Linked DNA regions of Homo sapiens: region 1 is linked to region 2. A link is a loop called in an ENCODE intact Hi-C map of the cell type or tissue named here. Cell type or tissue: B cell. All regions are shown on one strand. Each heading gives the region's core, and the rest is flanking DNA. Links, peaks and the distances in the headings are about the cores only. Region 1 overlaps SUSD6 (sushi domain containing 6). Region 2 overlaps SUSD6 (sushi domain containing 6).

Region 1 (2,907 bases), core at 218-2,717, 58 kb after region 2:
TTGGAGGCTGGCATTTAATAGCCCCCCTTTGTATGCAAGATCAAACACAAGTTTCCAACAAACCCCCACATCTTGAGCTTGAAGCCCAAACCTATGGAATCGAAATCTAAAGCTTGGACTTCTAAATGTGATAATGCCTCATTCCTGGGAATAAAGAAGGTGAGAAGAGAGAGGAGGGATCATTAAAATTTTTTTTTTCATGAATAATTGGTCATGTCAGACAAGGCTGTCATAGTCAGGATTTTGAATGACCTAGAAGTCAGTCAGTCATTTTCCTCTGAGAAGCCAGAGTTCCTGCTGGAAATGAAACTTGATAGGAGCTGGAGAAGCAGAAGGCTAAGAAGAGCAGCTTTGGGGCAAAGAACAGGGAAGCAGAGAGGGGGCTGGCAGATTTCTTCATTCTGTCCTATTAGGCTGTGGTGGAAGTACTTGAGATGCCAGGTTCTGCATCACAGTGCTAACTGCCTGGCACATGGCAGTGGGAACACACTCTCCCCTCTGATGTGTACCAGGAAGTGTCAGGGGGACCCACAGCAGGTGCTTGGTGTATTCTTCAGGTCTCATGTTGAAACTTCACAGAGCACCCCCGAGTGTCCTGCTCAGGCCAGTTTTGCTGCAGACCAAGTATTGCAGTCCAGTTTGGCAGGGTGGGATCTGAGCAGATCAGCCTTAGGCCGACTCTCCAGTCAAGGAAAGGCCTAGGTGCATTGGTCCACCTGTGTCCCTTCCGAAGGCTGGTCTCACCAGCCTAGAGCTGGCATGAAAAGGTCCTGTTTTGTTCACAGTACTAGGTGAGGCCATTCAGAGTCATCAGGACCTTTTTCCAAGCTTGTACTTCCCTGCCTCTGGTCAAGGCTTAAAGGGCAGTTCCGTCCTCACCTTTTGTACTCTCTTGCACAGAGTCTTGAACCCTGGAAGCAGGAGGAGGATATACTGAGTTGGGAAGTTCCTCCTTCCTCCAGTGGCAGATGTGTGGGCTCCCAGGTTTGAAACTCTAGAGGTCATTCAGGTGTGCCAGTGAAGAGGCACATACTCATGAGAGAACCAACAGGCTGGACCTTGGAGGTTATTTGCACTAGTGAGTTTCAAATTTGAGCTAGCATCAGATTCCTCTAGAGGGCTTGTTAAACACAGATTGCTGGGTCCCATCCCCAGAGTTTCTGGTTCAGTAGGTCTAGGATGTGGTTTAAAAATGTGCATGTCTACCAAGTTCCCTAAAGAAGAACTTGGTAGACATGAAGCAGCAGCTGCTGCTGGTCTGAAGACCAAACTTTGAGAACCACCAATTTATACTTGGGCTGAAAAAAACCTGTCTGACTCTTTTCAGAGCAAATTTTGCTGAGGTGAGGACAGAGTGGGTGGAGAAATCTTGAACCCACTAGGGAGACAAGTGGCCCTCTCAGAAATAGGCTACTGCAGGTGGGCCAACCTAATAAAACTGAGAAGAGGTTAAGGGAGGATGCTGGCAGATGTATCTCTTCTCCATGCTGGTCTGGTCCTTGCATACTACCCTACAGCAAGGAGCCAGACCTGGTGAGCCCCGGGGCTGGATCATTTTCATTTCCTATTCTGCCCCCTGAGGCAGCAGTGAGTTCTAAAAGTCTGCATTTTCGGATGCCTTTCCTCAGTCTGGGCTCTGTGGTATGAAGAACGGGACCCTGAGCCGGGGTCCTGGGCATCGGCCCTAGCACTGCCTCTAATGGACAGTAACTGAAGGCACCTCATGTTACTCAAGGGTAATGTGAGTGTGGACTAGCTCTCTGGTGCCTTTTGTGCTCTGATATTCTGGGTTCTTTAATGATTTACCCTGACAGCTTCCTCCTCAGGGTCAGGAACTTCTGCTGGCTTGTTACTTGTTTTTTATTTTTTCCGTGTATGAGAACTTCTGTTGATCAGAATCCCATCCAGAGACTGGCTCGCCAAAAGTGAAACTAGAGACAAGTTTGGGAATTGGAGAGAATAACTTTTCTTTTTGGAGTCATTGGCACCTGCAGTTGTGCTGCTGCCATAACACCTGCCTACAGAGAGAATGACTGCATCACTGTCGTGCCTGCCTATCTTACCCCACTGCCAGCTTCACAGGCTGTCTGATCAGCTCTGGTTTCCAGGGTGCTCAGGATTGTTATTCGACATTCCCCACTGCCTGGCACAGTGTGTGGCTCATGGTAGGCCTGTGTGCATGCTTACTGGATGGATGGAATAAGCGGTTGTATCCAGCTACCTCTTCTTTTCTCGCTTCTTCTTAACTTGGTACAGTTGTCTTCCTTTGCCCTCCTCGCTTCCATCCTTCCTTCCCTGCTTCCTTTGTACTCATTTTTACTCCTCAGCACTCTGGCAGAGCTAGCATGTACGTCGAGTGCTTTGGGGGTTAAAAGTATACACAAGACAATCATAAAACACCCTATGCAAGCCATCTATGTGAGGGGTTCCTCCAGAGCTCCCCACTCTTCCTCCTTGTCTCTTCTGCCCACTTTGTCTAGGGTAGCTGGGAATGTTTTCACTGTCCTAGGGGAATTTGCTGTTCTTCAGATTGAATTTGACCCCGTTTTCAGCCTTTATTTCCCACCAGAGCCTGATGGTGTTTGTATTGGCAAGCCAGAAGACTCCTGGCTTGGAGAGAATTAGAGTTAGTACAGCCTGCCTGGCCCTGTCTTTTCAGCCTCTATCTGAAGGGGCAAAACAAATTTTTCGGCCTTGGTTAATTGTTACTTAGCCCCTCTGATCCAGCCTGGGCAACTTTCAGGTAGCTCAGGCACTGACTAGCCTGAAGTCTCTGTTGAAACAGGGAAGATTAAAGTTGATTTGATTCATTTGAAGTAAAATCAGCAGGCTTTTGATGATTTCATTAATTTCCTCCCTTCTGAACACCCTCCTGTTAGCAGTAATTGGAAACCCTGACTCTGTTTC
Region 2 (2,907 bases), core at 186-2,685:
ATGTCCTCCTTTGCTCTTTTGGTGGGGCAGCAATTCCTGCAGCAGCCTTCCCTCTACATGCACACACACACCCCTTCCAAAAGGTAATAATTCACCTGGTTTCTTTAAAGTTAGAACTTCTTTCAAGTTTATTGCTACTAAGCATTGTTTCACTCCCTCCACACTTGTCCATTTCCCACATAAAAACTTGGCTTTTGCTTCAAATATTTTCTTCTGCCCTTTTTTCATATCCTTAGCTCTTCTGACAACCAAGTTACTACTGGTATCATTTGTAGGCTGGGAGAAATACAGCATCTTTAAAAAAAAATAGTGAGGTACATACTCTTCCTCATTTCAGTACCAAACAAGTGAACTGTGGAGAATGAAGCAGAACCACTTGCCAGCAGAGAGGGAAGGCCAGAGGGCACACGTGGTTGTCTTTCCCCTCTAGTTCCCCATTTATTAAGAGACAATTCACACTTGCAGGCCCGAATGTCAGCAGATCCATTGGGCCCAGGTTGTGTAATTGCCATACATGAAGTGAGTTATTAAGCTCCTGAAATGACATGCTATCTCCTAGTTGAAGCTGACAAGCAGGATTTATTTTCCCTCTTCTTTCTGTCTGGACACTATGGAAGTCTTGTTAGAGGGTGTTCGCTCAAGCAGTGGGAGAAAGATCAGAAGGAGCCAATAGAGGAGGGAGCCCCATGTCTTGTCTTCTTTTCAACTTTGAGAGCAAACATTGCTTTGTTGCAGACTTGAATGTTGAGGATTAGGACATTTGGTTAAATGTAAGCTTTGGGACAAATGCAAAACTAGGGGAAATAGAGACTCTTTCCCCAGGTTTCTCACGAGCTCCATAGTACTCAGGAACCTTTGGGTGGACTGTCCTTGCGCGTCAAGATCTGTTCACTCCACCCCTGGCTTGGATTCAAGGCAACAGCCATTGTGTGTCCCTTGGATGAGTGTAAGTTTGTGTTTCTGTGTAAGAACCTTTCATCTTAAAAAGTACAAGTTCTGGGGAAAGGTGCCTCTTACAAGGCTTAGGTTTTCGCAGCAGAGCCTGTTAGGCACCTGTGTTCTTCTTGGGCTGATGTGTCTGCGATGGTGTCCTTTTTCTTCCCTTTTTAGTTTTTTTTGGCCTGGAAACCAGCAGGGTGCCTCCATTTGCTCTCTCATCCTCTGGTTCTTACTTGAGTGTGGAAGTCGCTCCACTGGTGGACCTTGCAGTGGCACTGAGCTGGGTCACTTCAGCCGTGAAAGGCCAACTGTACTACTGTCAAGGCTTGGGACAGTTAAGCGTCCGTGAAGGTACTGGATACAGCGACAGCAGGAAGTGCAGCAGTGAGAACTGAAACTAATTTCACAGACTGTGGTGTTGCCTGTGATGTAGTCTCCCTCCCTGGCTCTTCTATCTCAAAAAAGGAAAATAGCCACCCTTGAAACATCTGAAGGCTGCGTGCCAAGAATTCACACAGTACTCCTGAAACAGGATATTACTGAAGCATTTTTCTCAAACAGAAACAGATGTAGTTCCCTGTTACTGTCGCCAGTGTTAGTAGATCCTTAAAATTACCTGACAGCAGTGTGCCCCTAAATGTACTCCCCGCTCCTACACACATACACAAGTGTTTTATTTTATTTTATTTTTTGGCAAAGCCTCCTTCCTTGATTTGAGGGAAGTTAGCCTGGGATTCCTGATGACAGTAATAGATTCTCAGTGGGTTTGCAGACGGCAGAGGTGGTGACTGACAATTCTTTATTACTCAGAAGAGGATCTTCTCTGGTGAAAAATGATTCAGGATTCTGCAGTTGGAGATTGGATACAAAACCTCAGAGAAGGGACACAAATAGAGATCTTTCTCAGCCTCCCCTTTCTTGCTACCCTTTGTAGAGGAGAGGGAATGTCTCATATTTCTAAGTCCAACCTACTGCCAGCAGTGACTTGCCTTCACCCACAGAAATTTAAGATTAGAGTGTGGAATTGCCCTTTATGTAAACTGTCCTTGCTGAAATTTTCTTTGACTAGACTAGGCTTCAGCTTCTGACAAAGACAGTAAAATGAAACTGGCTTCTGGGAATGGCATAAGAGCCTGTTTATCCAATTCTTCCTTTAGATTGTTCTCAGTTGAGCTCAGCAAACTAAGTGGACGGAGGCTTGTAAAAGGTAACTGCAAAAAGGGTACAAGGTGATTTTGCTTAATTTGCATTTTAAATTATAGCAGTCTATGCAAACTGTTTGAAGGAAGACTGAGAGATGTTTTTTGGTGGGGAGGCACAAGATTACAGATAGCTTGGAAAATAAAAGGGAAAAAAAATCAGCATGATTCTACCACCCTAACATAATGTGTATTCTGTTTTTTCCATCTTCAGATGGTAGTACCTGTACATTCAGCTTTGTATTTTTTTCACTTAGCTTTTTTTTTTAACAGGTCATAAAATTCACCCATTTAAAGTACAATTCAGTGGTTTTTAGTATATTTACAGAGTTGTACATCTATCACCATAATCTAATTTTGCAACATTTTCATCACCCCAAAAAGTCACTCCCTATTTCTCTACAATCCCACCTAGCCCTAGGCAACCACTCATCTTTCTCTCTATATAGGTTTGCCTATTTGGACATTTCATATAGATGGAATCATATGATATGTGGTCTTTAATAACTGGCTTCTTTCACTTAGCATAATGTTTTTGAGGCTTATTCATGTTTTACCATGTATCAGTACTTCATTCCATTTTATTGCTGAATGCTATTCTGTTGTATTGATATACCACATTTTGTTTATCCATTCATCAGCTGATGGACAGTTGGGTTGTTTCTGTTTTTTGGTTATGAATAATATTGCAGTATTGCTAAGAACGTGTGTATAAGTTTTTCTGTGGGTATATGTTTTCATTTCTCAAGGAGATACCTTTAAAGCTGCA

Evidence for each region. Peaks named below come from ENCODE experiments on the same cell type or tissue, not always from the same donor. Only the 100,000 strongest peaks of a DNase experiment are listed, where the experiment ranks them.
Region 1: it touches region 2 in a loop (4-fold over the local background); 48 of 110 quality-filtered maps call a loop at or near these places.

Annotation. Positions count from the first base shown.
Region 1 is chr14:69,672,126-69,675,032 of GRCh38, forward strand. The region is part of intron 2 of SUSD6 (sushi domain containing 6); the gene reads left to right. Among named protein-coding and RNA genes, the nearest start is that of SUSD6, 62 kb to the left of the region's middle. In B cell, for the core only: CTCF peaks have their summits at 1,531 and 1,840; a DNase peak (open chromatin) is centred at 1,226; H3K4me3 peaks cover 881 bases; H3K27ac peaks cover 2,500 bases.
Region 2 is chr14:69,614,409-69,617,315 of GRCh38, forward strand. The region is part of intron 1 of SUSD6 (sushi domain containing 6); the gene reads left to right. Among named protein-coding and RNA genes, the nearest start is that of SUSD6, 4.3 kb to the left of the region's middle. RefSeq lists enhancers at 1,072-1,121, 1,392-1,601. In B cell, for the core only: a CTCF peak has its summit at 1,561; DNase peaks (open chromatin) are centred at 393 and 1,263; H3K4me3 peaks cover 2,151 bases; H3K27ac peaks cover 2,500 bases.